Linked DNA regions of Homo sapiens: region 1 is linked to region 2. A link is a loop called in an ENCODE intact Hi-C map of the cell type or tissue named here. Cell type or tissue: GM12878. All regions are shown on one strand. Links, peaks and the distances in the headings refer to the core of each region. The heading gives the core; the rest is flanking DNA.

Evidence for each region. Hi-C counts contacts between places; a loop is a spot of excess contacts. Peaks named below come from ENCODE experiments on the same cell type or tissue, not always from the same donor. Only the 100,000 strongest peaks of a DNase experiment are listed, where the experiment ranks them.
Region 1: it touches region 2 in a loop (7-fold over the local background); 9 of 110 quality-filtered maps call a loop at or near these places.

Annotation. Positions count from the first base shown.
Region 1 is chr1:23,847,747-23,862,756 of GRCh38, forward strand. It overlaps FUCA1 (alpha-L-fucosidase 1), which reads right to left. Exons shown (of 8, transcript NM_000147.5): 4 at 12,052-12,157; 5 at 6,614-6,814; 6 at 903-1,093. Among named protein-coding and RNA genes, the nearest start is that of FUCA1, 13 kb to the right of the region's middle. In GM12878, for the core only: a CTCF peak has its summit at 7,018 (motif pointing left); no DNase peak of the experiment used is centred there.
Region 2 is chr1:23,674,912-23,689,921 of GRCh38, forward strand. No RefSeq gene overlaps it. Among named protein-coding and RNA genes, the nearest start is that of RPL11, 9.4 kb to the right of the region's middle. In GM12878, for the core only: no CTCF peak of the experiment used is centred there; no DNase peak of the experiment used is centred there.

The DNA of each region.
Region 1 (15,010 bases), core at 3,508-11,507, 170 kb after region 2:
TGCAGTGGCTCATGCCTGTAATCCCAGCACTTTGAGAGGCAGAGGCAGGTGGATCACTTGAGGCCAGGAGTTTGAGACCAGCCTGGCCAACATGGTGAAACCCCATCTCTACTAAAAATGCAAAAATTAGCTGGGCGTGGTGGCGGGTGCCTATAATCCCAGCTGCTTGGGAGGCTGAGGCAGGAGAATTGCTTGAACCTTGGAGGCAGAGGTTGCAGTGAGCTGAGATTCTGCCACTGTACTCCAACCTGGGTGACAGAGTGAGACTGTCTAAAAAATAATAATAAAATAAAATAAAAATCCAGCCTGTGGGATTCAGTTATAGCAACAGAAAATGGACTAAGACAACCACTAAACAGAAACTCATCCAAAACAGAGGGATTAATAGAGGGATTAGATCCAGAGACCTAAGCTCTCTGGTATAATAAAAGCAGTTCCCTTTAATTGAACACTGAGTTTGTGCCTGGCACTCATCTCATTTAATCCTCACAACACTATAAAGCATCATCACTCCATTCTGCAGTGGAAAAAATGGGGCCCAAGATCAAATAACTAGATCCAGAAGTCCAAGTATGAATGGAAAGAATTTTGGATGGGGCTCCGTACAATCCAAGCATTCATTATTACTATTTTTAGGGGGCAGGGTAATAATCTCAATAAATTGACTGATGCTTTGTTGCTCCTTCCCTTTTCACCAAACCCACTCTCTCCCTTCACTAGTCAAAGATAACCAAGTAGCCTGAGACATAACTCAAATGGGGTACAAATTTTATAGGAAAATAACCTTCTGGATTTTCTCAAGGCAACTTCCAGCCTGGCTTGTGACATTGTGGACCCAAGGAGATACCAGTTCCGGATGGGGCACTGTTCTGTTCTTACACACAACAGAAGACAAGACTCACCATACAGATGTTGTGTTCTTTTCCCATTGCACCCGCCATGGTTTGGAGGCATAGATAGCCTCCCCATTGATGCTCAGCCATTTCCCAACAGCAAGAAGCCTTTCTTGGAAGATGGGAACAATCAGTCCATCTTTAGTTGGTCCAATGTTCAGAAGATAGTTGCCTCCCAAACTTACTGTCTGAACCAGTTCCTGGAGAGAACAGAAACAATGAAAGTCTAGCTATGAATGCCAAGCCTGGCATCATGCTTAAAATAGACAGAGAAGAAAAAGAATCTAGGGCACACTCTGTTTTTTAAATATCCTCTGCTGTTTTAATTTTTTTTTTTTTCTTTTTGAGCTGGAGTTTCACTCTTGTCGCCCAGGCTAGAGTGCAATGGCGTGATCTTGGCTCAACTGCATCTCGGCTCACTGCAACCTCCACCTCCCTGTTCAAGCGATTCTCCTGCCTCAGTCTCCTGAGTAGCTGGAATTACAGGCATGCGCCACCACATCCAGCTAATATCATTCTATTTTTAGTAGAGACAGGGTTTCACCACGTTGGCCAGGCCAGTCTCAAAACTCCTGACCTCAGGTGATCTGCCTGCCTTGGCCTCCCGAAGTGCTGGGATCACAAGCATGAGTCACCGCACCTGAGCTAAAAATTCTCTCTCTATATATATTTTTGTCACTATAAAAGCAGGTTAGGCTCATGTGAGTAAATGAAAAATCAGGCTATATTATATTAACTTGAATTTCAGGGAGTGGCCATGGAGCACTTCCTGTGACACTGTACTTCTCATGGTGCTGAGTGCAGTGGGAAGGGTCATGCCCCAGAAACATGAGGTGTGGGCAGGGAAGCTGAGAATTTCAGGACATTCCTTACGCATTGGGCTATATAAATGAACATGCTGCCCCTTTGGGAAAACTGCTATAAAGAGATACGTTCTTTTTTTTTTTTTTTTTTTTTTTTTGAGACGGACTCTTGCTCTGTCTCCCAGGCTGGAGTGCAGTGGCACAATCTCGGCTCACTGCAACCTCCGCCTCCTGGGTTCAAGTGATTCTCCTGCCTCAGGCTCCCGAGTAGCTGGGACTACAGGTGCGCACCACCATGCCCAGTTAATTTTTGTATTTTTAGTAGAGATGGGGTTTCACTATGTTGGCCAGGCTGGTCTTGAACTCCTGACTTTGTGATCCACCTATCTCAGCCTCCCAAAGTGCTGGTATTACAGGTGTGAGCCACCGTGCTCAGCCAAGAGATACATTCTTTAAGACTTCTGGAGTGGGATTTGGGTGTGTGTGTTTTTACTGTGACCTTGAACAGGTATTATACATATCCAGGCAGCTCAGAAAAACTAAGGTTATATAGAGAAAATTTTAAATTCATTACAGAATTTGAAGAATTCAGACAGGCATGGTGGATCACACCTGTAATCCCAGCACTTTGGGAAGCCAGGACAGGTGGATTACCTGAGGTCAGGAGTTTGAGACCAGCCTGGCCAACGTGGTGAAGGCCCTGTCTCTACTAAAAATACAAAAATTAGCTGGGCACAGTGGTAGGCACCTGTAGTCCCAGCTATGCGGGAGGCTGAGGCAAGAGAATCACTTGAACCCGGGAGGTGGAGGTTGCAGCAAGCTGAGATCGTGCCATTGCACTCCAGCCTGGGCAACAAGAGCGAAATTCCATCTCAAAAAAAAAAAAAAAAGAATTAAAGAATTCATTATAAGAATTCATTACAGTACTCCAAGTGACACCACACCATTAACTTTTGATGTCTTCTTCTAGTCTTTTTCCTATGTAGTTAATTTTATATAGTTGTAATAATATGTAACTTATTTTATTTATTTATTATTATTTAAAAAAAATTTTTGTTTCAGACGGAGTCTAGCTCTGTCACCCAGGCTGGAGTGCAGTGGCGCAATCTCAGCTCACTGCAACCTCTGCCTCCTGGGTTCAAGCAATTCTCCTGCCTCAGCCTCCTGAGTAGCTGGGATTATAGGCATGTGCCACCACGCCCAGCTAATTTTTTTTGTATTTTTTAGTAGAGACGGGGTTTCACCACATTGGCCAGGATGGTCTCGAATTCCTGACTTTGTGATCCACCCTCCTTGGCCTCCCAAAGTGCTGGGATTACAGGTGTCAGCCACCGTGCCTGGCCACTTATTTTTATTTTTTAAAATAGAGATGGGGTCTCACTATGTTGTTTAGGCTGGTCTTAAACTCCTGCCCTCAAGCAATCCTCTTGTCTTGGTCTCCCAAAGTGTTGGAGTTACAAGTGTGAGCCACCACCATGCCCAGCCAATATGTAACTTTATTAAAAATAATAATAATAATAGAGATGGGGTCTTTCTATTTTGGCCAGGCTGGTCTTGAACTCCTGGCCTCAAAGGATCCTCCCACCTTGGCCTCCTAAAGTGTTGGCATTACAGGTATGAGCCACTGTGCCCAGCCAATATGTAACTGTTTTTTCATTCAGTGCTCTAAACATTAACCCATATTAAATTTGTCAACATTTTTATGGTTACCAGGAGTTCGAGACAAGCCTGGCCAACATGAAGAAACCCTGTCTCTACTAAAAACACAAAAATAAGCTGGGCATGGTGGCACGTGCCTGTATTCCCAGCTATTCGGGAGGCTGAGGCAGGAGAATTGCTTGAACCCGGGAGACGGCGGTTGCAGCAGACCGAGATCGCACCACTGCACTCTAGCCTGGGTGACAGAGTGAAGTTCGTTCATAAATAAATAAATAAATATACACATACATACATACATACATACATACATACATACATACATACATACAAATAATCCTGGGAAGGACCTCTGCACAACTTTCTTGTGTAACTCTAATTATTTCCTTAGGACAGGTTTCTGTTAGTCTATTCAATGTCCTTAAAAGGGTTCTATTGACCTGCACTTCTATCCAGAGTACTTCCATCACTCTTACATAAAAAAGCTGGTTTTGCAGCCATAAAAGAGAATGTGTCCTTTGCAGGGACATGGATGAAGCTGGACATCACTCTTACATAAAAAAGCTGGTTTTGCAGCCATAAAAAAGAATGAGTTCATGTCCTTTGCAGGGACATGGATGAAGCTGGAAACCATCATTCTTAGCAAACTAACACAGGAACAGAAAACCAAACACCACATGTTCTCACTCATAAGTGGGAGTTGAACAATGAGAACACATGGGACACAGGAAGAGGAACATCACACACCAGGGCTTGTTGGAATGTGGGGGTGAGGGGAGGGAGAGCATTAGGACAAATACCTAATGCATGTGGGGCTTAAAACCTAGATATCGGGTTGATAGTTTGCAACAAACCATCATGGCACATGTATACCTATGAAACAAACCTGCACACTCTGCACTTGTATCCCAGAATTTAAAGTAAAATTTAAAAAAAGAGGAAAAAAATAATTAAAATCAATCATATAGTATGTTAGAAGGTAATAATAATAATAATAATAATAAAAAGTGGTTTGAGATCCATAGTTAAAAAATAGTGAACTCAGGCCAGCTGCCATGGCTCATGCCTGTAATCCAGTGCTTTGGGAGGCTGAGGCTAGATCTCTTGAGGCCAGGAGTTTGAGACCAGCCTGGGCAACATAGCAAGACCCTGTCTCTACAAAAAATTTAAAAATTAGCTGGTTGTAGAGGTGCACACCTGTAGTTCTAGCTACTCAGGAGGCTGAGGTGGGAGGACCACTTGAGCCCCAGGAGTTTGAGGTTACAGTGAGGTATGATCGTGCCACTGCGCTATTGCCTGCATGACAGAGCAAGACCCCATTTCATTAAAAAAAACAAAAAACTCCCCTCTCCCTCTCCCTCTCCCCCCTCTCCCTCTCCCCACGGTCTCCCTCTCCCTCTCTTTCCACGGTCTCCCACTGATGCCGAGCCGAAGCTGGACTGTACTGCTGCCACCTCGGGTCACTGCAGCCTCCCTGCCTGATTCTCCTGCCTCAGCCTGCCGAGTGCCTGCGATTGCAGGTGCGCGCCACCACGCCTGACTGGTTTTCGTATTTTTTTGGTGGAGACGGGGTTTCGCTGTGTTGGCCGGGCTGGTCTCCAGCTCCTAACTGCGAGTGATCCGCCAGCCTCGGCCTCCAGAGGTGCCGGGATTGCAGATGGAGTCTGGTTCACTCAGTGCTCAATGGTGCCCAGGCTGGAGTGCAGTGGCGTGATCTCCGCTCGCTACAACCTCCACCTCCCAGCCGCCTGCCTTGGCCTCCCAAAGTGCCGAGATTGCAGCCTCTGCCCGGCCGCCACCCCGTCTGGGAAGTGAGGAGCGTCTCTGCCTGGCCGCCCATCGTCTGGGACGTGAGGAGCCCCTCTGCCTGGCTACCCAGTCTGGAAAATGAGGAGCGTCTCTGCCCGGCCGCCATCCCATCTAGGAAGTGAGGAGCACCTCTTCCCGGCCGCCATCCCATCTAGGAAGTGAGGAGCGTCTCTGCCCGGCCGCCCATCGTCTGAGATGTGGGGAGCGCCTCTGCCCCGCCGCCCCGTCTGGGATGTGAGGAGCGCCTCTGCCCGGCCGCGACCCCGTCTGGGAGGTGAGGAGCGTCTCTGCCCAGCCGCCCCATCTGAGAAGTGAGGAAACCCTCCGCCTGGCAACCGCCCCATATGAGAAGTGAGGAGCCTCTCCGCCCGGCAGCCACCCCGTCTGGTAAGTGAGGAGCGTCTCTGCCCGGCAGCCACCCCATCCGGGAGGGAGGTGGGGGTCAGCCCCCGCCCGGCCAGCCGCCCCGTCCGGGAGGGAGGTGGGGGGGTCAGCCCCCCGCCTGGCCAGCCGCCCCGTCCGGGAGGGAGGTGGGGGGGTCAGCCCCCCGCCCAGCCAGCCGCCCGGTCCGGGAGGTGAGGGGCGCCTCTGCCCGGCCGCCCCTACTGGGAAGTGAGGAGCCCCTCTGCCCAGCCACCACCCCGTCTGGGAGGTGTACCGAACAGCTCATTGAGAACGGGCCATGATGACAATGGCGGTTTTGTGGAATAGAAAGGGGGGAAAGGCGGGGAAAGGATTGAGAAATCGGATGGTTGCCGTGTCTGTGTAGAAAGAGGTAGACACGGGAGACTTTTCATTTTGTTCTGTACTAAGAAAAATTCTTCTGCCTTGTGATCCTGTTGATCGGTGACCCTACCCACAACCCTGTGCTCTCTGAAACGTGTGCTGTGTCCACTCAGGGTTAAATGGATTAAGGGCGGTGCAAGATGTGCTTTGTTAAACAGATGCTTGAAGGCAGCATGCTCGTTAAGAGTCATCACCACTCCCTAATCTCAAGTACCCAGGGACACAAACACTGCGGAAGGCCGCAGGGTCCTCTGCATAGGAAAACCAGAGACCTTTGTTCACTTGTTTATCTGCTGACCCTCCCTCCACTATTGTCCTATGACCCTGCCAAATCCCCCTCTGTGAGAAACACCCAAGAATGATCAATAAAGAATAAATAAATAAATAAATAAATAAATAAAAAACTGGACACCCTACTACCCACACCCACTTTAAGATATAGATTACAACCAACACCGTTAAAGCCCTTTTGCATGCCCTTCTCCATCCCAGCCCCCTCCTAAATTTTGTTTATAATGATCTCGCTTTTCTTCATAATTTTACCTCCAAAATATGCATCTGTAAACAATATGCTGTTTTTGCAAGCTTTTGAACATTATATAAAATAAATCATACTGCATGTTAAAAAAAAAAAAACAAAAACAAAAAACTCAAAGGTGCTCTTACCGAAATGATTTCAGATTCTTCTGTAACATCAGACAATGCCATGTCACGACGATAGCCCCAGGAAAACTTGTCAATGCTGGTGCACATCTCCCACTTGTGATCTGGCAAGCTCTGTGGCTTGAATTTATCTTCACAGTTATAGTATCCTCCATGGTGACAGGAACAGTTCTGACCCCATCGGTCATTTACTACCACCTCATCCTAAGGAGGGAAAGAATATTTGGTCATGAGGAGTAAAACCACTTGACTTCTTTATGTAATACACTTTGGTAAGGCTCTATTTGGAAGCAAGAAACTTAGTCTAGAGCAGTGGCTGTCAACTGGGGGCAATTTTGCTCTGGAGGGGACATTTGGTAAAGTCTAGAGACATTTTTGATTGTCACAACGGGGGTGGTATGCCATCTAGTGGGTAGAGACCAGGGATGTTACTAAACGTCCTACAATGCACAGGACAGCCCCCACAGCAAAGAAATATTCAGCCCTAAATGTCAACAGTACTGAGGTAGAGAAACCCTGCTGCAGAGATACATGTCAGGGCTGGGAGAGCTTGCTTTAAAGATCATCTGGTAAATCACTTTTTCTATAAGAGGAGAAATGAACAGGAGAGGACCTGCCTGGGGCCATGCCCCTAGGCAGTTTCAAAAGCTGGAACTACAAATCAGGTATCTGAACCCATGGCAGGCTGTTTTCCAACTATATAATCCCAGCCTTACTTACGTAAAAAAAAAGTCTTAAGACAATCCCACTCAAAAAAAAAAAAAATAGCAAATTCTTTTTCTTACTTCAAGGTTTAGCTGAAGAATGATAAATCATACATGGAATATCTTAATGTAAATGTTAAATGCAGCATATTTTATAACAGAGTGGCCAATACAAGATAAAAACTGAAACCATTTGGGAGGCCAAGGCAGGCAGATCATGAGGTCAGGAGATAGAGACCAACCTGGCTAACACGGTGAAATCCCGTCTCTACCAAAAATACAAAAAATTAGCTGGGCATGGTGGCACATGCCTGTAGTCCCAGCTATTTGGGAGGCTGAGGCAGGAGAATCGCTTGAACCTGGGAGGCGGAGGTAGCAGTGAGCCGAGATCGTGCCACTGCACTCCAGCCTAGGCAACAGCAGAGCGAGACTCCGTCTCAAAAACAAAAACAAAAACAAAACTGAAACCATGTTCAATTCATCACGGCAAAAAGAGATTTATTAAAAGTTTAAAATTCCCATTTCTTGCCTGTTTTAGAGTCATTCACATTGGTATGAAGTTTCTCCTATGGAAGCTAGTTAAGTGCCAAAGAGAAATAGAAGAATAGTCATTATTTGTAACTAGTTCAATCCAATGTCTGGTACTTGATTATCAATGTCTGGGCATCATGGGTCACAGAATTGAAAAGGACAACTCAAGATCAATTCAAGAACAGGTATGTAAAAGCCATTTCAGAGAAAAATGGGGTATTAACAATCCTAATTCTTCATTCAACACCTACCCATCCGCTTATTCAATAAGTATTTACTCAACAACTACCATGGGGCTCACACTGTGGGCAGATACTGGGTCTCCAAGGTGAATAAAACAGAGGTCTTGCCCTCAACCATCCAGCAGAGACTAGCAGAGGAGACAGATATGTGGACAATTACAATATGACATCATATCAGAGTTTATGCCTGGTTACAAGATTATCAAGGGCTTTGAGGTTCATAGCTGGCTCCACCACCTAGTAGTCAAGGGGTCTTAGGCAGGTAACTTTACCTTTTAAGTTAGTTACTTATCTATAAAAACAAACAAACAAAACCAACCAAACAAACAAAATCCAAAGGCAAATATCACCCACCTCACAGGGGTTTGAGAGGGAGGGATAAAAGTGACAGTGTGCCCAGACTCTGGCTCAGAGTGAATAAAGGTGTCTCCTTGCCACACCTCCTCTTTCTCAGAGTCCTCAGGTGATGTGAACGCTCCCTGTACACTCAGCCTGTCAAGGACAGACACAACCATGCACTCCTTCATCCCACAGAAGCTAATGCAGTACCCTCCACTTTGGCATTCGAACCAGTGTCTATGGATTGTGGAGACCTCAGGACATACTTCTACTATCATACTGGTCACCCTACAATGTACTTTGTTTGTATGTCTGTCTTTCTCTTCAGACTGTAGTTCCCTAAGAGCAGAAACCATTCATTCAGCATTTCCAAGGCTTAGCATGCGGCATGCTACGGCACCGGCTCTCAATAAATCCTGGTAGAAATGAAGGAGAATCTACAGTCCCCATATGTCTGCGAAGCTACTGTGAAGATGGGTTGAGGCACACCCACACAGAAGGTCCTGGTTGCTTAGGAATTATTGTTTAAGAGAGGCCGGCCGGGAGCGGTGGCTCACGCCTGTAATCCCAGCACTTTGGGAGGCTGAGGCGGGTGGATCACAAGGTCAAGAGTTTCAAGACCAGTCTGGCCAACATGGTGAAACCCCGTCTCTACTAAAAATACAAAAAATTAGCCAGGTGTGATGGTGTGCGCCTGTACTCCCAGCTACTCGGGAGGCTGAGGCAGGAGAATTGTGTGAACCCAGGAGGCGGAGGTTGCAGTGAGCCGAGATCGTGCCATTGTACTCCAGCCTGGGCGACAGTGCGAGACTCCCTCTCAAAAAAAAAAGAAAAGAAAAAAAAAAGCCAAAAAAGTTCAGGCTGTCTAGCTAGTCATGCTTTTTAAATGACACTGGGGTTGATATTTTCTTCCCTTTCCCAATCCTGCATCTTTGGCTAGTCATTTTTCCTTCTGTGATACTCCTTAAGCACAAACACTAGACTGTAACCTCACGTAGCAAGCGACCTAGCTCGAGGGGTATACACCCTGAACATATATACATAGACGCCATTTCAGAGACAAATGGGGTATTAACAATCTGAATTCTTGGTTCAACACCCACCTACTTTTCCTATTTATTCAGCAACTACCATGAGGCTCACACTGTGGCAGACACTGAGTTTCCAAGGTGAATAAAACAGAGTTCTTGCCCTCAACGATCCAGCAGAGACTAGCAGAGACAGATATGCAGACAATTACGATATGACATCACATCAGAGTTCATTACCTAGGGATGAACTGCACATCTGGGAGGTCACAAACATTCATCAAGTTCCAGAAAACCACTCTTTTTTTTTTTTGTGAGACAGAGTCTCGCTCTGTTGCGCAGGCTGGAGTACAGTGGCACGATCTCTGCTCACTGCAACCTCCGCCTCCCGGGTTTAAGCAATTCTCTGCCTCAGCCTCTCGAGTAGCTGGGATTAGAGGTGCCCACCACCACGCCCGACTAATTTTTGTATTTTCTTTTTTTTTGAGACAGAGTCTCGCTCTGTTGCCCAGGCTGGAGTGCAGTGGCGCCATCTTGGCTCACTGCAAGCTCCGCCTCCCGGGTTCACGCCATTCTCCTGCCTCAGCCTCCCAAGTAGCTGGGACTACAGGCATGTAAAAATTAGGCCCGGCCTAATTTTTGTATTTTCAGTAGAGACGGGGTTTCACCGTGTTAGCCAGGCTGGTCCTGAACTCCTGACCTCGTGATCCACCAGCCTCGGCCTCCCAAAGTGCTGGGATTACAGGCGTGAGCCACCACGCCCGGCCTTAGAAAACCACTCTTAATCTGTCTCTGTGCATCATATAGAATCTGTTTTTTTCTTTCTTCCCATTTTCTGAGCTTAGTAATAGAGACCCAATGAGACCCTTAGACTTTTTTTTTGAGAAGGAGTCTCACTCTGTCGCCCAGGCTGGAGTGCAGTGGCGCGATCTCGGCTCACTGAAAGCTCTGCCTTCCAGGTTCACACCATTCTCCTGCCTCAGCCTCCTGAGCAGCTGGGACTACAGGCACCCACTACCACGCCTGGCTAATTTCTTTTTGTATTTTTAGTAGAGATGGGGTTTCACTGTGTTAGCCAGGATGGTCTCGATCTCCTGACCTCGTGATCTGCCTGCCTTGGCCTCCCAAAGTGCTGGGATTACAGGCGTGAGCCACTGCACCTGGCCAAGACCCTTAGAGATTTATGAACTACCAAGGTACCTCAGTACAAACTGCTTTTACACTTAAGATTTTCCTTTTAAATCCACAACAAATCTAGAACATGTACAATCGTGAAATTTGCTACAGTGAAGATTAGGGTTTCCGCTACTTTGCAAGTACGCTAAAATACAAACTGTAAATGGGCAGCCATTATGCACTGCCTCATAGTGTTGATTATAGGGAGGCGTACTGGGTAGGCAACATTCCCCCAAGGATTTGGATATAAGGGAAGTAAGTGTGTCCCTTGAGAGTTAAACTATAAAATCAACATAGAGTAGGTGGGATTGTAGGCATCTGCATTTTATTCCTACCATTTAATTTTGTAGGTTTTGTGTATCTTATATGTTTTCTTTATTTTTATTTTTTGGAGACAGGGTTTCACTGTCACGCAGGCTGGAGTACAATGGCGTGATCTAGGTTCATTACAGCTTTGACCTCTTGGGCTCAAGTGATCCTCCCACGTCAGCCTCCCCCCACATCAGCCTCCTGAGTAGCTGGGACTACCTCCCGAGTAGCTGGGACTACAGGTCCGTGCCACCACACCCAGCTAATTTTATTTTTTGTAGAGATGAGGTCTCACTACGTTGCCCAGGCTGGTCTTGAACTCCTGGACTCAAGTCATCTGCTTGCCTTGGCCTCCCAAAGTGCTGGGATTACAGGCATGAGCTGCTATGCTTGGCCTGTATGTCTTTTATATGTTTTCTTTGTATTTTATTATATGTTTTAATATCTTTTTGGTGGTTTTCTCATTTATAACATTTGTTTGCTTAATAGAGTTTATTTTTTCTGTAGTGGTCTGGGAATTGTAATTACTATTTTTAGTCTACTATGTAAATTTACCACTGTTTAAACCTATATTGTCAAAGTTAAGAACTAAAGGAGATTGCCGGGTGCGGTGGCTCACGCCTGTAATCCCAGAACTTTGGGAGGCCAAGGTGAGCGGATCACCAGAGGTCAGGGGTTCGAGAGCAGCCTGCCCAACATGGCGAAACCCTGTCTCTACTAAAAACACAAAAATCAGCCGGCCAGGTGGCGGGCCCCTGTAATCTCAGCTACTCGGAAGGCTGAGGCAGGAGAATCACTTGAACTCGGGAGACAGAGGTTGCAGTGAGCGGAGATCGCACCACTGTACTCCAGCCTGGGTGACAGAGTGAGCCTCTGTCTCAATTAAAAAAAAAAAAAAACAACACTAAAGGAGAAGAAAACTTATACTCTAAGGGAGCCAGGGAAGATTAAAGGAGAAACCTTTAACATCCATTAAGTGTCCCAGTCCCTACTGCCCCCATGTTGATATTCCTGTTTATTATTGCTGCTGCTGTGGTTGTCTACTCCAGAGTTTGGCTCCTTGCACTTTCTTTCTTCATAGGAGATAAATAAGAAGTCATATAATCACATACCTTGACAGGGCTGTCATTGTAGAGCCATGAAAGAAAATTTGTGGAGTTCCAGTAAGTATCAGGACATTCCCACTCCCCATCAGACCAGATCAGATCAGGTTTATAGCTGGAAGACATGTGATCAGGACAGAGCTTATTATCTGAACATGTTCACAGTAAAATCTTATGGACCATTTTTTTTTTTAGAGATGGGGTTTCGCTATGTTGCCTAAGCTTGAGTCCAGCAGCTATCAACATGTATGATCACAATGCACTATAGTCTCGAATTCCTGGGCTCAAGCGATCCTCTTGCCTAAGCCTCCTGAGTAGTTGGGACTACAGGTGCACATCACTGCATTTGACTTGTGGACTGATTTTTGCAACAAATATTTTAAAATTAATTTTCCTTCATTTTGAAAGTATGTGGCATAAAAATTATCACAGTGCAGAGGATGTGGAAAACTGAAAACATTTGCTAATAAAACCAGTTTGCTAATAAAACCACCATTTAAAACAAACACAGCAGGCTGGGCACAGTGGCTCACACCTGTAATCCTAGCACTTTGGGAGGCCGAGATGGGCGGATCACGAGGTCAGGAGATCGAGACCATCCTGGGTAACACGGTGAAACCCCGTCTCTACTAAAAATACAAAAAAATTAGCCAGGTGTGGTGGTGGGCGCCTGTATTCCCAGCTACTCGGGAGGCTGAGGCAGGAGAATGGCGTGAACCTGGGAGGCGGAGCTTGCAGTGAGCCGAGATTGCGCCACTGCACTCCAGCCTGGGCGACGGAGTGAAACTCCGTCTCAAAAAAAAAAAAAAAAAACACACAGCATTTTGGTATATTTCCTCCTGATCTTTTCCTTTCTTCCTTTTTTTTTTTGAGACTGTTTTGCTTTGTCTCCCAGGCTGGAGTGCAGTGCTGTGATCTCGGCTCACTGCAACCTTCACCTGCTGGATTCAAGTGATTCTTGCACTTCAGCCACCCAAGTAGCTGGGATTACAGGTGTGCACCACCATGCCTGACTAATTTTCATATTTTCAGTACAGACAGTGTTTTGCCATCTTGGCCAGGCTGGTCTTGAACTCTTGGCAGCAAGTGATCCACCTGCCTCGGCTTCGCAAAGTGCTGGGATTTCAGGCATGAGCCACTGTGCCTGCCCTAATCTTTTTTCTTTATGCCTTTTAGGAAATGGAGGTGTAATCAGCATACAAACAATTTGGTTTCCTTTCAGCAACTAATTCCAATTAAGAATGGGTGCAGCTGGCCGGGCACAGTGGCTCACACCTGTAATCCCAGCACTTTGGGAGGCCGAGGCGGGCGGATCACGAGGTCGGGAGATCGAGACCATCCTAGCTAACACCGTGAAACCCCATCTCTACTAAAAATACAAAAAATTAGCCGGGCATGGTGGCGGGCGCCTGTAGTCCCAGCTACTTGGGAGGCTGAGGCAGGAGAATGGCGTGAACCCGGGAGGCGGAGCTTGCAGTGAGCCGAGATTGCGCCACTGTACTCCAGCCTGGGCGACGGAGCGAGACTCCGTCTCAAAAAAAAAAAAAAAAAAAAAAAAGAATGGGTGCAGCACACCAGCATGGCACATGTATACATATGTAATTAACCTGCACATTGTACACATGTATCCTAAAACTTAAAGTATAATAAAAAAAAAAAGAATGGTGTTTCAAGGAAGCAAAGGAAACAAAATGGTGCTTCAGGACTATAAGACTAAGATTTGCTTTGAAGATGTTTTAAGAGTTGGAACTATTCATAAAATGCATTTTTGTGGATAATTACCAAAGTCTGTACTGTAAAGGACTTATGGAATCCACTGGAGCCCCATTTGTACTCTAGCATATTATTACTCTGAGCCCTATAAGGCATGTATGTTGTGTGTATATACATAAATACATATGTATATACCTATATGGTAAGCATTATTATTCTCATTTGAGCAGCAAGACTTTGATGCTCAGTAGGGCAATTTGTTTCAGGTGACAAGGCTTGTAAGTAACAGGAGGTGGAACTCAAATACAAATCTGCCCATTTGTCCACTGTACTCCATAATTAGGCAGGTAAACTCTAGGAAGATCACTAAGTGGCAAGATATAACAGATGGTCTGTGATTTACTGTGTATAAGAAATTGTACTAGGCAATTTAAACTCATTACCTCATTAGTTCTCATGATTCTAGGATATACTATTATCCCATTTCACAGATAGAGAAACCAAGATCTCGAAAGATAAGTAGTTTGTTCAAGGCAACATAGCCAAGTACGATAAAAGAGTGGGGATCTAAGATTCAGTAATTCTAAATCTGTCCATGTCTCTGATGGTCTCTTACAATTGTTACTATTTTCTTAAGAGAAGTCATCTGGATAGAATCTGAATACAAGGTAATTTTTCTTTTCTTGAGACAAAGTTTTCCTCTGTAGCCCAGGCTGAAGTACAGTAGCAGGATCTCGGCTCACTGCAACTGCCTCCCTGGTTCAAGAGATTCTCCTGCCTCAGCCTCCCGAGTAGCTGGGACTACAGGTATGCACCAGCATGCCTGGCCAATTTTTGTATTTTTTAGTAGAGACGAGATTTCACCGTGTTGGCCAGGCTGGTCTCGAACTCCTGACTTCAAGTGATCTGCCTGCCTCGGCCTCCCAAAATGCTGGGATTACAGGCGTAAGCCACTGCGCCTGGCTAAAGGTGATTTTCCTTTGCTCTAAAGTGAGGGTCCAGGCAGCTGCCTCTGAAGCTTTAAGGGTCTACCGTCCTCTATGAGTCCCCAGGCTCGAGAAAGGCAAATGGGGATAAAACATTGTGAAGAACTAGTGACAAATCCCTAAGTGAAAGTGATCATTTAAAGAATAATGGTAATAACAACAGCCTTACTTTGTACCAGGCACCGTGACAGATACATTTCACATACTATTCTGAGCCCTACAAAGAAGGCATTATTATCCCCACTTTACAGAGTGAGAATCAAGCTCAG
Region 2 (15,010 bases), core at 4,378-12,377:
CTTTGCTTGGCACTTCTCCTTCATGCTGCCACGTGATGAAGGACGTGTTTGCTTCCCCTTCCACAATGATTGTAAGTTTCTTGAGGCCTCCCCAGCCATGCAGAACTGTGAGTCAATTAAACCTCTTTTCTTTATAAATTACCCAGTCTTGGGTATCTCTTTATTAACAGCATGAGAACGGACTAATACAGGCAACTTCACTGGGAAATGTCTGAGTCTTTAGAAACTTTAGTCTTAGTATTTATTTATTTATTTATTTATTTATTTATTTATTTATTTATTATTTTGAGATGGAGTCTTGCTCTGTCGCCCAGGCTGAAGTGCAGTGGAGTGATCTTGGCTCACTGCAACCTCTGCCTCCCAGGTTCAAGTGATTCTCCTTCCTCAGCCTTCCCGAGTAGCTGGGACTACAGGCATGCACCACCGTGCCAGGCTGATTTTTGTATTTTTAGTGGAGACAAGGTTTTGCCATGTTGGCCAGGCTGGTCTTGAACTCCTGACCTCAGGTGATCCACCCACCTCAGCCTCCCAAAGTGCTGGGATTACAGGCATGAGCCACTGCACCAAACCGTCTTAGTTTTCAGAATGAGTGTTAGAGGCCAGGCGTGGTGGCTCATGCCTATAATCCCAGCACTTTGGGAGACTGAGGTGGGTGGATCACCTGAGGTCAGGAGTTCAAGGCCAGCCTGGCCAACATGGTGAAACCCCGTCTCTACTAAAAATACAAAACTTAGCCTGGCATGGTGGCGTGCATTTGTAGTCCCAGCTACTTGGGGAGGCTGAGGCAGGAGAATCGCTTGAACCCAGGAGGCGGAGGTTGAAGTGAGCCGAGATTGTGCCACTCCACTCCAGCCTGGGTGACAAAGTGAGACTGTGTCAAAAAAAAAAAAAGAAAAAAAGAAAAGAAAAGAAAAGAATGAGTGTTAGAGTATTTGAATCTTACTTTTATTTTTACTCCTGACACTTATTTAACTTGCTGTATGTTAACAAGTCCCTCCCTTCTCTGGACCTCAGTTTCTCCACCTGTGTAATGAACAGATAGAATGGGATCTAAGGGATATTCAGATTCCAGGAATCTCTGCTTTCTGAAATATATTAGCTTGATGCAGGGAGCCAATCTCACAGTGCCTGTGAGATTTAATCATCATCATTTAGCAAGTGCACAGTAGATGTCATGGGATGGCTCATGTGTGGTCTTCTGTGTCTTTACAACAGCCCGTAAGGTAGATGGTGAGATCTCTGTTTCACAGATGGGGAAACCAAGGTTTAGAATGCATCCCTTGAGGTTCATGTTAATTGCAGGCTGGGCCCTGGATCAGATCTGCGCTCTCTCTGGGCTGAGTGAGCTGCACATTTGGTGGCTTTTACAGATGCCCTGGTTTGAAGGCTGTAAGGTCACCAGGAAGGAATGGAATGTGGCAGGTGTGACACTGCTAAAAGCACTGGACTCAATCACACTGCTACCCACTCCACGGACAAGCCTCTGCAGCTGCCCCTGACAGGCAGGTACAAGACTGGGGATAAGTTCATGCCTTGTGGAGGTGCTTGGGGTTGGGGGCCTACTGGGGTCTGGTTGCTGATGGCCCTGGGTGCTCTGTCCCTCCAGGTATTGGCACTGTGCTTGTGGGGCAGGTGGAAGCAGGCATGGTGGTGACCTTCGCCCCATGCAACATCACCATGGAAGTCGAGTCTGTGGAGATGCACCAAGGCCCTGCCTGGTGACAAGGTGGGCTTCCATGTGAAGAACGTATCAGTAAAGGACATCAGGCGAGGTGACCTGGCAGGACAGCAAGAATGACCCGCCCTCAGAGGTGGCGAGCTTTGTCTCCCAGGTGAGACACCCACTGAGGGGCATGTCCCGCTGCTCCTAGGGCTGCCAGCTCACTCAGAGTGGTCACAGGGCATGGGCTCTGTATTAGACTCTTGACCACTGTGGAGGTGGAGTCAGACTGCCTGGGTTAGAATTCTTACTCTGCCTTTTATTTGTGTGCACCCTTGAACAAACCAATGTACTTCAATGAATCTGTTAGTTTCCACAACAACATCTTGAAAAGCAATATTTTTTTTTTTTTTTTTGAGAATGAGTCTCACTCTTGCCAAGACTAGAGTGCAGGGGCAGGATCTCAGCTCACTGCAACCTTGCCTCCCAAGTTCAAGCGATTCTCCTGCCTCAGCCTCCCGAGTTGCTGGGACTACAGGCATGTGCCACCACGCTCAGCTAATTTTTGTATTGTTAGTAGAGACGGGGCTTCACCATGTTGGCCAGGCTGGTCTTGAACTCCTGACCTCAAGTGATCCGCCCACCTCGGCCTCCCAAAGTGCTGGGATTACAGGCATGAGCCACCATGCCTGGCTGAAAAGCAGTATTTCTTAAACCAAGTGGTTTACAATCATCTGGGAAGGTGTTTCAAAAATACAGATTCTGGGGCTGGACACATGTTGGCCAGGCCAGACATGGCGAAACCCCATCTCTACTAAAAACACAAAAATCAGCTGGGCATGGTGGCATGTGCCTGTAATCCCAGCTACTAGGGTGGCTGAGGCAGGAGGATCAGTTGAACCTGGGAGGCGGAGGTTGCACTGAGCAGAGATCGTGCCACTGCACTCCAGCCTGGGCAACAGAGTGAGACTCTGTCTCAAAAAATTAAAAAATAAAATGTGCCCAAGGTGCCTGACCTCTTAGATGATCAGGGTCACCTCCTTTGCATGGGGCTTAGCTGATGCCCCCCTTTCTCCCCTCCCCATCCCACCGTGGCCTCCAGGTGATCATTCTCAACTACCTTGGCTGCACCACAGCTGGCTACTCACCAGTTTTGTACTGCCACACAGCCCACATTGCCTGCATGTTTGCAGAGCAGCAAGTTTGCAAACCAGCGCTTGGGCAACAAAGTGGAAGACAACCCCAGAGCTTTGAAGTCTGGGGACTTGGCCATCGCCCAGATGATCCTGGGCAAGCCCATGTGCGTGGAAAGCTTCTCAGACTACCCGCCCCTCAGTAAGACCCAACAGCACCTGGCCACTGGGGCTGCCCCTTCCTCCTTCTGGGTCCAGGAAGCCAGTTGGCCACCTGAGCCAGGCAGTAGAACCTAGTCACAAGGATCTGAGAGCCAGGTTAGAAGAGCCCACAGAGAGAAGGGGGCTTGCCTGGTATCACAGCAAGGTGGGGGCCACTCTAAAGCCTTGCTACTCAAAGTGTTGTTCATGGACATGCTTCACAGGCATGCTCTGGGAGTTAGATATGCAGAATCTGGCTGAGCGCAGTGGCTCATACCTGAAATCCTAGTGCTTTGGGAGGCTGAGGCAGGAGGATTGCTTGAGGCCAAGAGTTTGAGGCCAGCCTGAGCAAAATAGCGAGACCCCCATCTCTATAAAACATTTTAAAAATTGGCTGGGCATGGTGGTGCTTGGGGATACTGAGGTGGGGGGATGGCTTGGGCACAGGAGTTTGAGGCTGCAGTGAGCTATGATCACGCCACTGCACTCCAATCTTGGAGACACAGCAAGACCCTGTCTCAAAAAAAAAAAAAAAAAAAAAAGAAAAAGAAAAGAAAAGAAAAGAAAGATAAATAGAAGAATCTCATTCTCCATCTAGACCTGCTGAATTCAAATCTGCGTTTTAACAAGATCCCCCAGGTAAATGGACGTCACATCAATGTTTGAGAAACACTGCTCTAGAGAAGGTGAGTAGAGCAGAGATGGGTAGGGAGGTTTTTCCCTTCCTGCTGTCTAGGACGGTGGCTTTCAAACCTGCTGGATTATCATAACCACTGATGAAGCCTTTTAAACCTAGAGGCTCACACCCTGATAGAGTTACCTGGTTAAGGCTGCAGCCTAGGAGTATGTTTCTTAGACTCTCCAGGTATCACTTGCATGGCTGGGCTTGAACTACATTCTGAACTCAAATATCTAGGGAGTAGGCTCTTTCACGTAGTGCTTCTGTGCCAGGTTCTGTGCTATATGTTAGACATTTGTGCCTGAGCAAGAAGAACAAGTCCCTCAGGTCTCCCAGTTAATGGGGAAAAGGGTGAATCTATAAAGGCTAATTTTAGAGCTGGGCTAAAGAGGCTGCCAACATAAATCTTGCAATGTTGGGTTAGGTCTTCCTACCCATACCAAAAATATTATGAGACACAAAGCCAGGAGCCGAAGCCTTTTCTCTGCAACATGAAGTCAGGGATGCCTTCAAGAACCCTCAAGGGCTGGGCGCGGTGGCTCACGCCTGTAATCCCAGCACTTTGGGAGGCTGAGGTGGGTGGATCTTCTGAAGTCAGGAGTTCAAGACCAGCCTGGCCAACATGATGAAACCCTGTCTCTACTAAAAATACAAAAATTAGCCAGGCATGGTGGCAGGCGCCTGTAATCCCAGCTACTGGGAAGGCTGAGGCAGGAGAATCAATCGCTTGAACCCAGGAGGTGGAGGTTGCAGTGAGTTGAGATCGCGCCATTGCACTCCAGCCTGGGCAACAAGAGTGAAACTCCGTCTCCCAAAAACAAAAAACAAACAAACAAAAAACCTCAGGAGAAGCAACACCCAGGTTGCCAGTTGACTGTGAGAACCACCGCATGGGTTGTGATGGGCATGGGGGAATTGCTGGTTGCTTGGAGGCTGGGAGCATTCCTTTGCTAAGGTGACTGCACCAAAAGGAAAGCTTTCCCTGTCATCATTGCTGATGGCAGCAGGAGAGTTGGGCAGCTAAGAATATAAGCACTGGTGTGAGACTTCTAGTTTCTTTTTCTTTTTGTTTTTGAGACACAGTCTTGCTCTGTCACCCAGGCTGGAGTGCAATGGTGCAATCTCAGCTCACTGCAACCTCCGCTTCCCGGGTTCAAGCGATTCTCCTGCCTCAGCCTCTCCAGTAGCTGGGATTACAGGCGCCAATCACCACGCCCAGCTAATTTTTCTTTCTTTTTCTTTTTTTGTATTTTTAGTAGAAGCAGGGTTTCACCATGTTGGCTAGGCTGGTCTCAAACTCCCGACTTCAGGTGACCCACCCACCTCAGCCTCCCAAAGTGCTGGGATTACAAGTGTGAGCCACCGCTCCCGGCCAACTTCTAGGTTTTTAACCATTGCAGCCAAGTGACCTTCAACTTCTCTGCCTCACTTTTCTCACCTGTAAAATGGGTACAAGAGATGTACTGTGAATTATTGGGAGAATGAACATGAGCTCATGTATATAACTCAAATGATCACTTTTGGCCCACTTGACCTCTTCTGCAAGTGTCCCATAGCTCCTGCTCTGAAAAGTATTCCCCCTATTTCTTCACGCCCTATGTCCTAGGTCATTTCTCTGTGTGACATGAAGCAGACAGTGGCTGTTGGGGCCATCAAGATTGGAGAAAAAAGCAGCTACTGGCAGCAAGGTCACCAAGGCAGCCAGGAAGGCAGCCAGGAAGTGAGTGGTAGAGCCTCACCTGGGAAGAGTGGCTCAAGGAGAAGCCTTGGACTTGTTCTCTTGCCTAAACTGTCTTTTCTTTTCTTTTTCTTTTTCTTTTTTCTTTTTTCTTTTTTTTTTTGAGATGGAGTCTGGCTCTGTTGCCCAGGTTGGAGTGTAATGGCGCGATCTCAGCTCACTGCAAGCTCTGCCTCCTGGGTTCACGCCATTTTCCTGCCTCAGCCTCCCAAGTAGCTGGGACTACAGGCGCCCGCCACCACGCCCGGCTATTTTTTTTGTATTTTTAGTAGAGATGGGGTTTCACCGTGTTAGCCAGGATGGTCTCGATCTCCTGACCTTGTGATCCACCCAACTTGGCCTCCCAAAGTGCTGGGATTACAGGCGTGAGCCACCACGCCCGGCCCTGTCTTTTCTTTTTTGAGACAGAGTCTTGCTCTTCTCCCAGGCTGGAGTGCAATGATGCGATCTTGGCTCACTGCCACCTCCACTTCCCAAGTTCAAACAATTCTCCTGCCTCAGCCTCCCCAGTAGCTGGGATTACAGGCTCCCAACACCACGCCTGGCTAATTTGAGTATTTTTCATAGAGACAGGGTTTCACCCTGTTGGCCAGGCTGGTCTCAAACTCCTGACCTCATCCGCCCGTCTTGGCCTTTCAAAGTGCTGAGATTACAGGTGTAAACCACTGCGCCCGGCTGTCTGAACTATCTTAATCCTGATCCTGCTAATATGGTTTTCTCTCTGCTGATGAGCTTGAGGCGTTGGATAAAGCAAAGCAAGTCTTTTTGCCTCTGCCTCTACTGACCTCTGTCTCAAGCAGTGAGGAGGCAGGTGGGTTACTGGGAGTCCAGATGCAAGAGCCAGACAGCTGGGCTTGTAAAGAAGAAAACGCATGGAGGGAAAACTGAGGGGAAGGTCTGGGCCCTAGCCTGGTCTGTCGGCTTCTAAAATAGGACGGGACGCTGGTATTAGACTGCCTGATTTCATTACTGTCTTAAAAGTTACTAGACCAGGAGTGGTGGTGCATGCCTATAATCCCAGCACTTTGGGAGGCCGAGGTGGGTGGATCACTTGAGCTCAGGAGTTCAAGACTAGCCTGGGCAGTATAGTGAGACCTCATCTCTACAAAAAATACAAAAAAATTGGCCAGGTGTGATGGTGCATACCTGTGGTCCCAGCTACTTGGGAGGTTGAGGTGGTAGGATCACTTGAGCCCAGGAGGTCGAGGCTGCAGTGAGCTGAGATCGTGCCTCTGCACTCCAGCCTGGGCAACTGAGTGAAAAAAAGAAAAGAAAAAAAAAAAAAGGGCCAGGTGCAGTGGCGTATGCCTGTAATCCCAGCACTTTGGGAGGCTGAGGAGGGCAGATCACTTGAAGTCAGGAGTTTGAGACCATCCTAGCCAACATGGCAAAACACCATCTCTACTAAAATACAAAAATTAGCTAGGCATGGTGGTGCATGCCTGTAGTCCCAGCTACTCAGGAGGCTGAGGCACAAGAATTGATTGAACCCGGGAGGCAGAGGTTGCAGTGAGCTGAGATCACACCACTGCACTCCAACCTGGGTGACAGAGCAAGACTGTGTCTAAAAAAAGAAAAAAAAAAAAAGCTGGACACGGCTGGACACGGTGGCTCACACCTGTAATCCCAGCACTTTGGGAGTCTGAGGCGGGTAGATCACCTGAGGCCAGGAGTTCAAGACCACCCTGGCCAACATGGCGAAACCCTGTCTCTACCAAAAATACAAAAATTAGCCAGACGTGGTGGCGGGCACCTGTAATCCCAGCTACTTGGGAGGCTGAGGCAGGAGAATTGCTTGAACCCAGGAGATGGAGGTTGCAATGAGCCGAGACATCATGCCATTCCACTCCAGCCTAGGTGACAGAGTGAAACTCCTCCATCTCGAAAAAAAGAAAAAAAAGTTACTAAACTTCTATGTGTTTGTCTGCTCATCTGTAAAATGGGAAAGCAATAGTATCTGCCTCCACAGGGATGCTGAAGGTTGAGTGAGCTGGTGCCTGGTGGGGACAGTAAATTAGTTATTAATCAGCCACCCTCATTATCACAGTATGGGTAATACAGCCACTTAAGAGCTATTCTGGGAAGTTTGTTTGAAGAAAAGGTGGAGTTGGGGTGGGGATTGAGCTTTTGAGAATGAGTTCAATTTTATATCTCCCCAGGTACCTGTTTCCCTTTAAGTTACATAGAAGTTGCAAGAAGTCCCATATATCTTTCACCCAGATTCCCCAAGTCCTTTATTGATTGATTGATTGAGAGGGGGCCGGGTATGGTCTGGCTGTGTCACCCAAGCTAGGGTGCAGTGGTTGGATCATAGCTCATTGCAGTCTCAAACTCCTGGGCTCAAAGGATCCTCCTGCCTTAGCCTCTTCCACCACTGGAATTATAAATGTGTGCCACTATGCTCAGCAGATTCCCTAAAACTTAACTTCACCATGTTCTGCGGTGAGAAGGTATATCCAAACCTACCCCCAAAGGCCAAGGGAGCTGATGGGCTGAAGAAAGAGGATGACAAATCTAGTTTCTCAGAAAGAAACATGTAAGACACTTAGAAGAGAAGTCATGTCTCAGGCAGCCGTGAGACAGTGGGTCCCCGTACTATTACCCCCAAGACCCAGGGCTCATATACCATAGGGAAAGGGTATATGTGCTTCAGAAGAAATGTGTAGGACAATTGAGGTCAACCCTCTGGGAAAGGCAAAAATGCTATGTATGACATAGCCTATAATCTGCTTAAGAAGAGGATTTATATTAAGTGTTTACAATGCTAACATCATGGTTGTTTTGACCTAAAGGGCAGGATTTACAGCTCTTAATAGTAGATAAAGTAGAAATCATAGAGGCATTCCTGGAACTGGGGTTAATCAGAAGTCAGGAGCAGTGGCTCATGCCTGTAATCCTAGCACTTTGGGAGGCCAAGGTGTCCAGGAGTTCAAGACCAGCCTGGACAACATAGCAAGACTTGTCTCTAAAAAAAAAAAAAAAATCAGAAGTCAATATGGCAGATTAAAATCCAAGATGAAGTTCCCTTAGCCTCTACATGCTACATTTGCTTTATTATTTCCCCTCTAAATTTGTTTCATTCTGAGCCATTTCAGAGTAAGCTGCAGATACAATGCCCCTCTACTGCAAATACTGAATGTGCTTTTATTTAAACACAAGAACATTTTCTTACAAAACCAAGATCCAGTAATCAGAATGAGGACATAAACATGGTACATTTCTGAAATCTATAGACCTTATTCAGATTTTGCCAATTGTCCCAATAACATGCTTTATAGCAAAAGAAAATCCAGGACCATGTGTTACATTCAGTTGTTTCTTTTCTTTTCTTTTTTTCTTTTTTCTTTCTTTCTTTTTTTTTTTTTTTTTTGAGACAGAGTTTTGCTCTTGTTGCCCAGGTTGGAGTGCAATGGCACAGTCTCAGCTCACTGTAACCTCTGCCTCCCGGTTCAAGCGATTCTCCTGGCTCAGCCTCCCAAGTAGCTGGGACTACAGGTGCCCGCCACCACACCCAGCTAATTTTTTGTATTTTTAGTAGAGACAGGGTTTCATCATGTTGGCCAGGCTGGTCTTGAACTCCTGACCTCAGGTGATCCACCCACCTCGGCCTCCCAAAATGCTGGGATTACAGGCATGAGCCACAGTGTCTGGCCCATTCTGTTGTTTCTTTATTCCAAGTTTCGAAGCAGCCCCTCCTGGGAGTCTGGCTGAAACCCCAGCTCTGAGTTGGCCAGTGGGTACTTGAGGGTGGAGGCTCAAAGGAGGGGCGTTTTCCATTTGCCCTCCTCCATCAGCCCAGTTTCCCAGAAGTGCCCTCTGGTCCCTCTGGGTGAAATCAGGGGAGACTGGGGCTTCTATCTCACTTATGGCTTATGAGGATGAGAGAAGGGAATTGTGCCAGCAGAAGGAAGAGGCTTGGTTCCTTCCCTACCAAAACCTGCTGTGTTCTCCTCTTTCCATCAGTTTGTTCCTATTAAAGGAACTGGCTGACTCAAAGCTAGCTACAGCCTGGAACGTGGGTCCTGGTCTCCTATCCATGGGTCCTGCTGCTGAGGATTCAGTGCAAGCCAGGGGGACCTCTTACTGTCCGGGTTGAAGTCCTTGTGTATCAGAGGCTAACCTGCAGGCCATCTCTTGATTATAATACCATGTCTAACACTTTTTAGAAGACGGTGTTGCTTGGATATACCAGCTTTATATTAATAACAAGAGTCACAATTTATTTCAGGCTTATCATGTGCTTTACATAATTATCTTATGGTACCCATTTTACAGATGAGGAAAACTGAGGCTGATAGGATTCTAATTATAGACTGATCATCCATAATCTGAAAACCCCAAATCTGCAATGCTCTAAACTCTGAAACACTTTGAGCACTGACATGAAGCCACAGTGGAAAATTTCACACTTGACCTCATGTGACAGGTGGCAGTTAAAATGCAGGTACACAGCATACAGTTTATTCAGCATTCCTGAGGGAAAAAAGACGCTCCCAGCCCCCTTCAGCTGTGATATCTCTTTTCCACTCCCACTCAGATTCCGCCATGAAAGCATGTCCACAAGAGGTAACACAAGGCTGAGCATGGTGGCTCATGCCTGTAATCCCAGCACTTTGGGAGGCTGAGGTGGGAGGCTGAGTTCGAGACCAGCCTGGCCAACATGGTAGAAACCATTTCTACTAAAAATACAAAATTAGCTGGGTGTGGTGGTGCGCGCCTGTAATCCTAGCTACTTTGGAGGGTGAGGCAGGAGGATCACTTGAACCTGGGAGGCGGAGGTGGCAGTGAGCCGAGATCGCACCACTGCACTCCAGCCTGGGTGACAGAGCAAGATTCCATCTCAAAACAAAAAACAAAAAACAAAAAACAAAAAAAAAGGGGTAACATGATGGCACATGTGCAGGCCAGACATGCCAACTGCAGGTTCCCCACATGCCTCAAATAGGGAAGAGATCTATGCACATCACTCACTGTGTTTTTTTAATTATTATTTTCTGTTCCGTGGTGTAAAGATATTGTTGAAAGTGTAAAGAAAGGCCTGCAGATACCCCTACGAGTAATAGTGATAAGGAAAAGAGGAAGCAGGCCAGGCAAGGTGGCTCACGTCTGCAATCTCAACACTTTGGGAGGCCGAGGCGGGTGGATCACTTGAGGTCAGGAGTTCAAGACCAGCCTGGCCAACATGGTGAAACCCCTGTCTCTACCAAAAATACAAAAATTAGCTGGGTGTAGTGGCAGGCGCCTGTAATCAGCTACTCGGGAGGCTGAGGCAGGAGAATCGCTTGAACCCGGGAGGCAGAGGTTGCAGTGAGCCTATATGGCACCACTGCACTCCAGCCTGGGCAACAGAGTGAGACTCCATCTCAAAAAAAAAAAAAAAAAAAAGAAAAAGAGGAAGCAGTTATGTTTATAGCACAGAAAGTCAAGTTGCTGGAGAAATGGGACAGAAGTGTAGGTGTGAAATATCCTACAGAAGAGTATGGTGTTGGCATAAACACCGTAGATGACCTAAAGAAACAGAAGGATGGCCAGGCGTGGTGGCTCATGCCTGTAATCCCAGCACTTTGGGAGGCCAAGGTGGGCGGATCACCTGAGGTCAGGAGTTCGAGACCAGCCTGGCCAACATGGCGAAACCCCGTCTCTACTAAAAGTACAAAAAACTTGCCGGGTGTGGTGGTGCATGCCTGTAGTCCCAGCTACTTGGGAGGCTGAGGCAGGAGAATCGCGTGAACTCAGGAGGCGGAGGTTGCAGTGAGCCAAGATTGTGCCACTGTACTCCAGCCTGGGCAACAGAGGGAGACTCCAACTCAAAAAATGAAAAAAATGAAAAAAAAAAAGAGTACAAAAAAATTAGCCGTGTGCGGTGGCAGGCGCCTGTAATCCCAGCTACTCAGGAGGCTGAGGCAAGGGAATTGCTGAGGCAAGAGAATTGAAACCTGGGAGGCAGAGGTTGCAGTGAGCCGAGATCGCGCCTCTGCACTCCAGCCTGGACAACAAGAGCAAGAATCCATCTCAAAAAAAAAAAAAAAGAAAGAAAAAAACAGAAGGATAAACTGATGAAGTTCTATATGCTGAAAATGATGAACAGAAGTTAATGAAAAAGAGAAAAACAATGCATAAAGCAAAAAAAATGAAGATCTTCATTGTGTATTGAAAGAGTAGATCCATCTGGCTGGGCACGATGGCTCACACCTGTAGTCCCAGAACTTTGGGAGGCTGAGGTGGGTGGATCACTTGAGGTCAGGTGTTCAAGACCAGCTGGCCAACATGGTGAAACCCCATCTCTACTAAAACTACAAAAATTAGCTGGGCGTGGTGGCAGGTGCCTGTAATCCCAGCTACACAGGAGGCTGAGGCAGGAGAATTTCTTGAACCCCGGAGATGGAGGTTGCAGTGACTTGAGATCATGCCACTGCACTCCAGCCTGGATGACAGAGCAAGACTCTGTCTCAACAAAAAAGAAGAGTAGATCCATCAGCATTGCACTGATGGATCCATCCAACATGTGCCGCTTAATGGTATACTGAAGGTGAAACAAGCAAGATCTATCACGATGAACAGAAAATTTAAGGAAACTGAATATTCAACAGGCTGATTGCAGATTTTTTGGGGTGTGGGGACAGGTCTCACTCTATTACCCAGGCTGGAGTGCAGTGACATAAATATGGCTCACTGCAGACTCAGCCTCCTAGGCTCAAGCAGTCCTCCCACCTCAGCCTCCCAAGTAGCTGGGAACACACACACATACACCATCATGCCAGGCTAATAAATTTTTTGCAGAGACAGGGTCTTGCCATGTTGCCCAGGCTGGTCGTAAACTCCTAGGCTCAAGAAACCCTCCCACTTTGGCCTCCCAAACTGTTGGGATTACAGGTATGAGCCACTGCACCTGGCTGGTTGCAGAAATTTAAGACGAGACATGATGTTACATTTTTAAAGATTTGTAGGCCAGGTGCAGTGGCTCATGCCTGTAATCCCAGCACTTTGGGAGACTGAGGCGGGTGGATCACTTGAGGTCAGGAGTTTGAGACCAGCCTGGCCAACATGGTGAAACCCTGTCTCTACTAAAAAAAAACACAAAAATTAGCCGGGCATGGTGGTGGACGCCTGTAATCCCAGCTACTCCGGAGGCGGAGGCAGGAGAATTGCTTGAACCCAGGAGGTGGAGGTTGCAGTGAGCCGAGATGGAGCCACTGCACTCCAGCCTGGGCAACAGAGTGAGATTCTGTCTCAAAAAAAAAAAAAAGAAAAGAAAAAAAAAAGAGAAAATGCATGATGAGCTTATTGAGGGGCAAGAGCAGAATGCATTCATAACAAAATCATGTCTAAGACAAAAACCATTGGTAATGAAGCAGATGAAGCCTGGTGTGGCAGTTCATGCCTGTAATCCCAGCACTTTGGAAGGCAAAGGTGGGAGGATCGCTTGAGTCCAGGAGTTGGAGACCAGCCTGGGCAACATGGCAAGACCCCATCTCTACAAAAAATTTAAAAAATTAGCTGGGCATGGTAGTGTGCACCTGTGGTCCCAGCTACGTGGGAGGCTGAGGTGGGAGGATCATGTGAGCCCGGGAAGTCATGGCTGCAGTGAGCCAAGATCACACCACTGCACTCCAGCCTGGGCAACAGAGCAAGACCCTGCCACAAAACAAAACAAAAAACAAAAAACAAACAAAAAAAAATAGAAAAAAAAAAAAAAAGGCAGATGACTCTGGAGGAAACATTTTAAAAAGCCATCCAGGAGAATGCCTCCTTGTCCCTAGGGGACCCACTTCCTGCTCCCTCAACTGCTTCTGATGTTTCTTCTCACCTTAAAAAAAATACAGTGTAGTCCCCTCTCTCCTCTCCCTTCTCCCCTCTCCCCTCTCCCTCTCGGTCTCCCTCTCCCTCTCTTTCCACGGTCTCCCTCTGATGCCGAGCCGAGGCTGGACTGTACTGCTGCCATCTCGGCTCACTGCAGCCTCCCTGCCTGATTCTCCTGCCTCGGCCTGCCGAGTGCCTGCGGTTGCGGGCGCGCGCCGCCACGCCTGACTGGTTTTCATGCTTTTTTGGTGGAGACGGGGTTTCGCTGTGTTGGCCGGGCTGGTCTCCAGCTCCTGGCCGCGAGTGATCCGCCGGCCTCGGCCTCCCGGGGTGCCGGGATTGCAGACGGAGTCTGGTTCACTCGGTGCTCGGTGGTGCCCAGGCTGGAGTGCAGTGGCGTGATCTCGGCTCGCTACAGCCTCCATCTCCCAGCCGCCTGCCTTGGCCTCCCAGAGTGCCGAGATTGCAGCCTCTGCCCGGCCGCCACCCCGTCTGGGAGGTGGGGAGTGTCTCTGCCTGGCCGCCCATCGTCTGGGACGTGGGGAGCCCCTCTGCCTGGCTGCCCAGTCTGGAGAGTGAGGAGCGTCTCTGCCCGGCCGCCATCCCATCTGGGAAGTGAGGAGCGCCTCTTCCCGGCCGCCATCCCACCTGGGAGGTGAGGAGCGTCTCTGCCCGGCCGCCCATCGTCTGAGATGTGGGGAGCGCCTCTGCCCCGCCGCCCCGTCTGGGATGTGAGGAGCGCCTCTGCCCGGCCGCGACCCCGTCTGGGAGGTGAGGAGCGTCTCTGCCCAGCCGCCCCGTCTGAGAAGTGAGGAGACCCTCCGCCCAGCATCCGCCCCGTCTGCGAAGTGAGGAGCCCCTCCGCCCGGCAGCCGCCCCGTCTGAGAAGTGAGGAGCCCCTCTGCCCGGCAGCCACCCCGTCTGGGAAGTGAGGAGCGTCTCCGCCCGGCAGCCGCCCCGTCCGGGAGGGAGGTGGGGGGGTCAGCCCCCCGCCCAGCCAGCCGCCCCGTCCGGGAGGGAGGTGGGGGGGTCAGCCCCCCGTCCGGGAGGTGAGGGGCGCCTCTGCCCGGCCGCCCCTACTGGGAAGTGAGGAGCCCCTCTGCCCGGCCACCACCCCGTCTGGGAGGTGTACCCAACAGCTCATTGAGAACGGGCCGGGATGACAATGGCGGTTTTGTGGAATAGAAAGGGGGGAAAGGTGGGGAGAAGATTGAGAAATCGGATGGTTGCCGTGTCTGCGTAGAAAGACGTAGACATGGGAGACTTTTCATTTTGTTCTGTACTAAGATAAATTCTTCTGCCTTGGGATCCTGTTGATCGGTGACCTTACCCCCAACCCTGTGCTCTCTGAAACATGTGCTGTGTCCACTCAGGGTTAAATGGATTAAGGGCGGTGCAAGACGTGCTTTGCTAAACAGATGCTTGAAGGCAGCATGCTCGTTAAGAATCATCACCACTCCCTAATCTCAAGTACCCAGGGACACAAACACTGCGGAAGGCCGCAGGGTCCTCTGCCTAGGAAAACCAGAGACCTTTGTTCACTTGTTTATCTGCCGACCTTCCCTCCACTATTGTCCTATGACCCTGCCAAATCCCCCTCTGCGAGAAACATCCAAGAATGATCAATAAAAATTAAAAAAAAAAATACATTGTACAGTAATCTTTTAATCAAAACACTGCATCATAGGTGGAGACTGAAAGCCTGCCACTTGTGGTCGCTGTTTTTTGTTTGTTCGTTTGTTTGTTTTGAGACAGGGTCTTGCTCTATCACCCAGGCTGGAGTGCAGTGGTGTGATCTT